Regions from separate parts of the Homo sapiens genome. Here region 2 is linked to region 1. Evidence: chromatin contacts called from ENCODE Hi-C or POLR2A ChIA-PET data. All regions are on one chromosome and are shown on one strand. The core of a region is the stretch at or near the end of the contact, and the rest is flanking DNA. Distances in the headings are between cores, read along the strand shown. Region 1 holds the start of NDUFAB1 (NADH:ubiquinone oxidoreductase subunit AB1). Region 2 overlaps ERN2 (endoplasmic reticulum to nucleus signaling 2).

Region 1 (4,705 bases), core at 1,480-3,979:
TTTCTGAGCTCCTTGCCATTCAAAGCATGGTCCAAGGAACACCCGCAGCAGGATCTTCTGGAAGCCCACTGGAGGTGGAAACTCTCTGGCCCCTTCCCAGAACTGAATCAGAATCTGTATTCCAGCCTAAGTGATCTGTATGTCCAATCAACTGAGAATCAATGCTGTAAGAACAAAGACAGTCACTTCACATTTTAGCCCAATGTTGAAATCAATCTTAGGAACCAGACACTCATCAATTCTAACTACTGCCTTTTTAACCCTTATTTATTTATTTATTTATTTATTTATTTATTTATTTATTTATTTATTGAGATGGAGTCTGGCTCTGTCGCCCAGGCTGGAGTGCAGTGGCACGATCTCGGCTCACTGAAAGCTCTGCCTCCCGGGTTCATGCCATTCTCCTGCCTCAGCCTCCCGAGTAGCTGGGACTACAGGCGCCCGCCACCACGCCCGGCTAATTATTTTGTATTTTTAGTAGAGACGGGGTTTCACCGTGTTAGCCAGGATGGTCTCCATCTCCTGACCTCGTGATCCGCCCGTCTCGGCCTCCCAAACTGCTGGGATTACAGGCGTGAGCCATCGCGCCTGGCCTTTAACCCTTAATTTCAAGGTGACACTTTTCACCTTTTGATACAGCCAACAGGGCAGTGCCCAATGAATGAATCCATTACACTGTCAGTGAACAGCAACACTGGCTTCACAAAAGAAACACTTGATGACTTCTAAAAATAGTCGCCTAGTACTCACTTCTAGATTCTGTCGATCTGGCACGGGCTGGCTGGCTTATTTAAGACGGTCTGCCTCCCAGACTGGAGTGCAGTGGCATCATCTCAGCTCCCTAAAACCTCTGCCTCCTGGGTTCAATCGATCCTCCCACCTCAGCCTCCTGAGTAGCTGGGACTACAGGCGCGTGCCACCACGCCCGGATAATTTTTTGTATGTTTAGTAGAGACGGGGTTTCACTGTGTTAGCCAGAATGGTCTCGATCGCCTGACCTCGTGATCCGCCCGCCTCGGCATCCCAAAGTGCTGGGATTACAGGCATAAGCCACCGCGCCCGGCCTAATTTCTGTATTTTTTGTAGAGACGGGGTTCCACCATGTTGCCTAGGAGGGTCTCAAACTCCTGGGCTCAAGCGATTCGCCCGCCTCGGCCTCCCAAAGTGCTGGGATTACAGGCGTGAGCCACCACGCCTGGCCAGACACACTTATTTTTCACACTAACATGCAGTCAAGGTTGAAACCACTATTACCTGAAGTCTATGACTTTGAAAAGGGGTTTCATAACTTGACCTTGGGAGTCTATCCTACCTTAAGACGGTTATTTTTATTCCCAACTGCACTTCAGAGTCATCTGGAGAACTTAGAAAACAACAAAAAAAAGGCAGGGCGCGGTGGTTCACGCCTGTAATCCCAGCACTTTGGGAGGCCGAGGCGGGTGGATTGCGAGGTCGGGAGTTCAAGACCAACCTGGCCAATATGATGAAACCCCGTCTCCACTAAAAATACAAAACTTAGCCGGGCATGGTGGCGGGCGCCTGTAGTCCCAAATACTCGGGGGGGCTGAGGGAGGAGAATTGCTTGAACCTGAGAGGCGGAGGTTGCCGTTAGCCGGAGGTTGCAGTGAGCTGAGATCACGCCACTGCATTACAGCCTGGGTGACAGAGCGAGACTCTGTCTCAAAAACAACAACAACAACACCGAAATCACTGCCTCCCGGCGTTTCAGCCTCACGCAGATTTCATCAGCTCAAGCTATATACTACAGGTACAGTCGTTCCTTGGTATTTGCGCAGATTGGTTCCAGGACCCCCGACTATACCCAAATCCCCGCACACTCACGTCCCGCAGTCAGCCTTGCAGAATCCGCTTATAGGAAGAGCCTGCCCTCCTTATACGCGGGGCGGCACATCCCGTAAATACTGGTCGCGTTTGGTTGAAAAAAAATCCGCATATAAGTGGACCCGCGCAATTCAAATCCTTATTGGTCAAAGGTCACTTGGCTTGTTTCCTAGAATTACTTCCAGGAGTCCTGGACACAGGCAGAAGGTGCTGCAGGGAAGAGTAAGGACAGAACTGCAGAGAGAAAACCGCTCTGGAGAAGGCTGTAGGCCAGTGTGGCTGCCTCTTTGCATGCTGCTTTCACTACAATACGGTGACCGCTATTTTGAGACCGTACGAGGTGCTCTAGCCGCATTAACTCATCTAATCCTCATTGCTACTCCGCAAGGTAGAGACCAGGATCCCAATTTTGCAGGTGAGTGTGAGCCAGGCTAGGAGACTTGTCCAAAGTTTCGGTAAGCGGCAGCCCAGCAGTGCTGGACTCGAGTCAGTGCTCTTGCTCGTTATTACGAGGTCACCCGGCCTCCCGTCAGGGGTCAACTAAACACCTTTAGGCAGCGGGGCTGCGGAGCGAGCCGGCTGCCCCCCGGGTCACCCCTGCCTGCAGCTGGCGCGCCCCGGATGCCCGGCCCCCACCCCCACCGGGCCCAATCCCTGACCCTTGCCAAGCGGCAGCAAAGTCACCACGAGTCACCTGCGCGAGCACTAAGGCCGGCTGCAAAGTCCCGAGCCTCGTCTGGGTCCCCGCGGAGCAGAGAGCGGTGCTGAGAGGCCGGGCCACGGCCAGCATCCGGACCCGGGGCAGCGGCGCAAAGGCCGCGGGCAGGCGGCTGACATAGGCTGAAAGGACACGAGACGCCATGGCTACGCCAACCCAGGATGCACTGCGCCGCCGCCTCCGGACCAGGGTTCCTTTCCGGCGGCGCGCAGGCGACGCACACGGCAGCGCTGTCGGGCACCGCCGGCGGTGGCGGCCCCTGGCGGCTCCTGGAGGCACTGCGCCCTCGGAGCCCATCCAGGTTCGGGGACGAACAACTGCTTGGTGTCACAACTAAACTGTGCAGACGTCGCCGTCTTTCCCTAAACGACACGGCACGAGAAACCTACTTTCATTTTTTATCTGAAAGTTCTGAAATACATCTGTTTAAACGTTTGGGGCCGGGTGCGGTGGCTGACGCCTTTAATCCTAGCACTTTGGGAGGCCAAGGTGGCAGGACTGTTTGAGCTCAGGAGTTCAAGACCAACCTGGCCAACACGGCAAGACTCCGTCTCTATTACAAAAAAGATTAAAAGAAAAAAAGGACAAAGTTTTGATTCCACAATTCTTCCACAAGTATTAACATTTATTGAATAGGTAAAAAAATATATATAATAATGTGAAAAAATAATCAATTTCAATACCTAAGACTAATAAATGTGAGAATTACGATTAAAACAATATACATGTTTTAAAACTTGACAGTGTATAATATAGCTGTCAGGTCCACGACTATGCCAACTGTCATGCCCACAGCCAGGTTCCAGCCCATATCGAGGTCTGAGGGGAGTGGGTGGATGAACAGATAGCTGAAAGAACACTCAGGGGACGGTAGGCAGGTGAAAGATGATTTTATTCAGCAGCAGCTCTCATCAGCAGCTTACTTACACTAGTTCTCTCACACTGTCTGCCTTGTCTCAGCTGCTTAGTCCCATGGCTCCCCCACACAACTGCGAGGCTGGCTCTCCCTTGCCTTCAGGGTCAGCAGCTTAACTCTCTCTCAGCTGTGATCTGGCTCCCCCTGTCTGTCTGCAAAGACTGACAGCTCTGGCTCTCTCTTTCTCTGGGCACGAACGCCTGTACAGTATCAGCAGGGCAATTATACCTTTTACAGAAAATAGTGGCTTAGAGCCAAGTGATGACCTTCCCATGTTATGCCTACATGGCTGTGATAACAAGTGGAGTTATACGCCTCTGTCTAAACTTGCTGAGTCACGCAGGATGTAAACATCTTACCTTGGCCTATCCTTGACCAAAGCACAGCCATGTTCCTTACAATAGCTAACAAAAATAGGTAAGCGAGGGAGGAGTTTAAGAAGGCTAATTCCTATTTCTAAGCAGGGAGCTAAAGGATATTGACTGAAATGGAAACACACGGGATAATGACTCCAAATTCTGAAATCTGCCTGAATGAATGATCCAATAATGTCACCAGTTTTACCTCAATTTCTTTTTATTTTTGTTAAATCCAAGTAAAATAAAATGTAATGGTATGCTGCCAGGCGCGGTGGCTCATACCTGTAATCCCAGCACTTTGGGAGGCCAAGGTGGGTGGATCACGAGGTCAAGAGATCGAGACAATCCTGGTCAACATGGTGAAACCCCATTTCTACTAAAAATACAAAAATTAGTTGGGTGTGGTGGTGCGCGCCTGTAGTCCCAGATACTCAGGAGGCTGAGGCAGGAGAATCGCTTGAACTTGGGAGGCAGAGGTTGCAGTGAGCCGAGATTGCGCCACTGCACTCCAGGCTGGCAAAAGAGCAAGACTCCATCTCAAAAAAAAAAAACGAAAACAAAAAAAACATAGTTTCATCCCACTGTTGTAAAATAATTTCTATTTATTATAGCATTCCTTTAAAACTCGAGTGTCTGGGGGCCAGGCATGGTGGGTCAAACCTGTAATCCCAGCATTTTGGGAGGCTGAGGCAGGTGGATCACCTGATGTCAGGAGTTTGAGACCAACCTGGACAACATGGTGAAACCCCGTCTCTACTAAAAATACAAAAATTAGCTGGGTGTGGTGGCAGGTGACTGTAATCCCAGCTACTCAGGAGGCAGGAAGCTGAGACAGGAGAATTGCTTGAACCCGGGAGGTAGAGGTTGCAG
Region 2 (4,705 bases), core at 801-3,300, 100 kb after region 1:
CAAGTTGCACCTTAGCATTCCTCTGGATTATTTGCTTAGAGTTCATACTCATCTGTCAGTAAGATGCAGGCAGTACCTTTGGTATACACTGGACTTTCTGGAGTAGATGGGCTCAGGCAGGGCCTTGCTGGAAGTACATCACCCACACATAGGAAAAACAGGCAGATCAGAGAGCAGGGACAGAGCTGCTTGAACAAACCCTGCTCATCTGACTGCAGGTGACAGTCACCCTTCTGGGCCCTCTTTGTGTCACTGGCTCTGCTGGACTCAGAGGCTCTTGTGTGTCTGCTCTCAGTACTCTCGGCATGGAGTAAACACTTGCTTAGAGTTTCCTGGATTAGATGTTCAGAAGCACCCTCGAAGAGACAGGCCAGACTTAAGGCCACAAAGGCCTTCAATGCAGATATATGAGCTGGGGAGGCTCAGTCTGCACACACAGATATTTGTTATCACTTTGCTTAGCCTTTTGCATAATTATAATGGAGAGGCAGCAAATGTGGGAGTTTTTGTCGTTGTTGTTGTTGTTTTAGAAACAGGGGCTCACTCTGTCACCCAGGCTAGAGTGCACTGGCGTGATCATAGCTCACTGTAACCTCGAACTCCTGGGCTCAAGCAATCCTCCTGCCTCAGCCCCCCAAGCAGCTGGATTACAGGCATGTGCCTCCATGCCTGGCTAATCTTTTTGTATTTTTAATTTTTGTAGAGATGGGGCTTCACTATGTTGCCCAGGCTGGGCTCAAGCAATCCTCCCACCTAAGCCTCCCAAGCTCAATTCTAAAGTAATCAAAAATCTCGTGTCAGGGAGAAAGGGCATACAGTCAGAATTACCTCTGGAAATCCTGCATACACATGATGGACTTTGCTGCTGCTTCTACACAGGTTGGGGAACACTTACAGTCAGTCACATTCTTTCACAGGTATTTGCCAGGTATTGTTCAAACAGGGGCACCATCCCACAGAAATTAGGGCACTTGCTGGAGCCAGCCACATGCATTTGGACCCCTGAGCTGCCACTTATTAGCTTTGTGAGCCGGGGGTAAGGATGGGAGTTGTCACTAGACCTTTCTGCCTTAGTTTCCTCTTCCATAAAAGGAGAATTCTATAATAACATTCACCTCACAGGAATGTTATCTCATGAGTTAATGCATTCAAAGGATTCAGAACACTGCCTGGTATAGCCTGGTATACAGTAAGCGCTATAGAAATGTTATCCCTGGTTCAGGCTGGATTGCATCCACTTGTTATTGAATACATGATGCAGCCAGAGGTCCTGAGGGAGGCCCAGCCAAGCACATGTAGATGAATTTGTGTAAGTTTTTGTTTTTGTTTTTTGTGGGTTTTTTGTTTTGTTTTGTTTTGAGGTGGAGTCTTGCTCTGTTGCCCAGGCTGGAGTGCAGTGGCGCAATCTTGGCTCATTGCAACCTCTGCCTCTTGGGTTTAAGCAATTCTTGTACCTCAGCCACCCCCCAGTAGCTGGAACTACAGGCACCCACCACCACACCAGACTCATTTTTGTATTTTTAGTAGAGATGTGGTTTCACCATGTTAGCCATGCTGGTCTCGAACCCCTGACCTCAAGTGATCCCCCTGCCTTGGCCTCCCAAAGTGCTGGGATTACAGGCATGAGCCACCGTGCCCAGCCAAATTTATTCAAGTTAAATGAAAGTTGGCTGTGACTCCACTGTAATTTTGTGAACCATAAAATAGTCCATGAGGACTTTGACAAGAATGATCCTGGGGAAAGATGGAGTCCTGGTTGTCCAGGTAAAGATGAGCCAGACTCAACTCGAGTCCGAAGGTCCAGGGAGATGGGCGTTTTGGGGTACAGTGGGGTGAGTATTACTTGGACCCACCCAGGGCCAGTAAAATGACAAAAACTACAACAGCTCAGGGCTCAGGAAATCCTGCTGCAGGGCCCTCTAAAAGAGCTGACCCCTGAGGAAGGGGAGCTGTTTTCCTCTGGGCTAAGGCACAATGACCACAGAGGCGGACATTGCGAACAGCACTGGAGTATCAAGCCAAGTGTGGCATAGACTTCCGCCTGAGAAGGTGACGGCAGGGTGGGGCCAAGGTATGAGGAAGTGGCTTGAGCAGTGACTAGAAGGTGCCAGCACAAGTTCACAAAGACAACCAAAACCATGAGCCAGCCCAGAGCCAATCAAGCAGAAGTAGCCTGGGCTGATTGGTAAAGGCATGCAAGAAGCCCCTGGAACATTCCAGATGCCAGAGGAACCTTGAAAGATTCACAGCTCACTGCAGCCTCGACCTTCTGGACTCAAGCGATCCTCCTGCCTTAGCCTTCTGAGTAGCTGGGACTGCAGGTGCACACCACCACGCCCGGCGAATTGTTTGTATTATTTGTAGAGACAAGGTCTCCCTATGTTGCCCAGGCTGGTCTCGAACTCCTGGCCTTAAGCAATCCCCACCTTGGCCTCTGAAAGTTCTGGGATTACAGGTGTAAGCCACCATGCCCAACCTAAAAGGGCTTTAGTCTTTAGAAGACTAAATTGAGAAAAGATAAGTGTTTAAAAAATAAAAGGTACTAAATTGTACAAAGGTCGTTTACTATTATTGTTTCCAAATATAACATCATTTTAACATGAATATTAATATTACCTAAGTATTATTTAATAATAATGATTGTGACTTCTCATGATGAGATGATGTAATGAACTGGATGTTATTATTCCCATTTGACAAATGAAAAAACTGAGCTCAAAAGAGGTAAACAGAGAGCAGCCTTAGATCTATACCCAGTTTTATCTACACCCAGGTTCCTTGAAAATAATAATACAATAATGAGCTGGGCATGGTGACTCATGCCTGTAATCCCAGCACTTTGGGAGGCTAAGGTGGGAGGATCACTAGAGGACATCAGTTCAAGACCAGCCTGGGTAACATAGCGAGACCCAATCTCTGCAAAACAAAACAAAACTTTAAAACTAGCTGGGCATGGTGGTTTATGCCTGTAGTCACAGCTACTTGAGAGGCTGAGGAGGGAGGATTTCTTGAGCCCAGGAGCTTGAGGCTGCAGTGAGCTATGATTGTGCCACTGTACTCCAGCCTGGGCAACAGAGCAAGATCCTGTCTCCAAAAAAATAATGATGAAAAAATGACAGCAGACACTCCTAGAGTGCTCAATTACGTAGCAGGCTCTACTCAAAACACTCTTCTTAATTCATGTAGACCTAACCACCCCACTATAGTGGCTTTTAATAAACCAGCTTTGCAGCTAAATCTGCCCCTGGCTTTTCTCTGTTCCTGACTGCCCTGTCTTGTTCACACAGGCTCACCTTCAGGGTCGTCGAGTGGCTGGGCTTGCTTTGAGGGACTCTGAAGCCTCTTCTGGCTCCTCCGGCTGGCCCCCGAGTGCAGGGACTGGGCATCCTGGGAGATGTGAGCAAAGTCTGCAGGTGCCAGGGGGGTCTCCTGCTGCTTCTCCACCACCTGCGGCTGTTGCTGTAACATGAGAGCCTAAGAGAGCTTTGTCCTGGCCACGCCCTGCCCCGTGATGGGCCCAGTATCTGTGACTGAGATGGCCTCACCAGACTGCATGAACTTACAGAGCAAGATCGCAGGGGCCTGGGGAGCTGCTGGGAGGGAGGCAGGGGGCAAAATCAGAGCTGGGTAGAGGGAGAGAGTTGCTGAGTGGTCTCAGAGAGGAGAAGCAGCGTTCTCCCCAGATAGACCTGAGGTCAGGGCGGTGGGCCTACCTGCCTCATCACAAAGAGAATCCACCCTCCCAGGAGGACAGCAGTGAGGCTAGCTGCCAGCAGGTCTTGGGGTCCCAGCCCCAAGTAAGAGTCTGGAGTTTTTTCTTCTGGATGCAGCTCGGAGTCCCAAAGTTTCTCTCGGCTCAGGCTCAATAGCTGGGGATAAAGGGCCCTTCACTTTTAGCACCCCCTTCCACCAGGGAACCCCTAACTTTTCTTCATCACCCAGCACAGAGCTGGGCTTAGCTGAAGGGGCAGTGAGTGGTCTGTGTATGGTGGGAAACGTGGCACTCTCCACAGTGCTGAAACATCATGTTGCCCAGAAGAACGGTTTTCTAAACCTACCCAATGACCAGCATTTCATGGGATGTCACTAAAAAATACAGGTACTCTTGGAATGTCACTAAAAATATAGATGTCCACCTCCAGAGATCCTAAACGCGTTAGCGCTGGAGTGGGCTCCCAGGTGATTCTGATGAGCAACCGGATTTGAGAATTATTGCTCTAGGCCATGGCTGTTCCTTCTAACCTTGAGCTACTTACTAGTGATTTTGGTCCAAACCTCTCCCAGGAGCACATGCTTTTATAGTTTTTGTTTTCAATGAATATTTTACAATTTTTACGCTGAAGAAGAATAAAGAAAATGTGACCTATGTTTCATGATTTAAATAGTCAATGTCTTTTTTTTTTTTTTTTGAGACAGGGTCTCACTGTGTTATACAGTGCAGTGGTGTGACCATAGCTCACTGCAGCCTCAAACTCTTGGGCTCGAGCAATCCTCCCACGTCAGCCTCCTGAGTAGCTGGGACTACAGATGCACACAACCATTCCCCACTAATTTTTTATTTTTATTTTTTTGTAGAGATGGGGTCTTGTTATATTACCCAGGCTGGTCTCAAACTCCTGACCTCAAGCCATCCATCCTCCCACATTGACCTCCCAAAGTGCTGAGAATATAAGCATGAATCACCTGCCCAGCCACTTTTTAACAC

What was found. A loop is a pair of places that touch in the nucleus more often than their neighbours do. ChIA-PET counts read pairs that join two places held with the same protein, here RNA polymerase II (POLR2A). Pooled maps may share reads with other maps.
Region 2: a pooled map shows a loop between it and region 1 (2.1-fold over the local background). The contact joins the enhancer-like site here to the promoter of NDUFAB1 in region 1. A Hi-C loop is called at or near these places in 1 of 50 pooled maps. POLR2A ChIA-PET finds 5 or more read pairs at or near these places in 6 of 52 experiments (A673, AG04450, H1 and 3 more).

The regions. Positions count from the first base shown.
Region 1 is chr16:23,593,587-23,598,291 of GRCh38, forward strand. NDUFAB1 (NADH:ubiquinone oxidoreductase subunit AB1) reads right to left here and starts at 2,730. Exons shown (of 5, transcript NM_005003.3): 1 at 2,537-2,730. The coding sequence starts at 2,704. RefSeq lists silencers at 466-642, 2,388-2,477.
Region 2 is chr16:23,697,246-23,701,950 of GRCh38, forward strand. It overlaps ERN2 (endoplasmic reticulum to nucleus signaling 2), which reads right to left. Exons shown (of 22, transcript NM_033266.4): 12 at 3,714-3,869; 13 at 3,294-3,459. Among named protein-coding and RNA genes, the nearest start is that of ERN2, 14 kb to the right of the region's middle. Within about 2 kb of position 2,051, at least 6 of the 41 ENCODE cell types and tissues checked have a DNase peak (open chromatin) inside an H3K27ac peak, as active enhancers do; they include PC-9, where a contact is called at or near this core.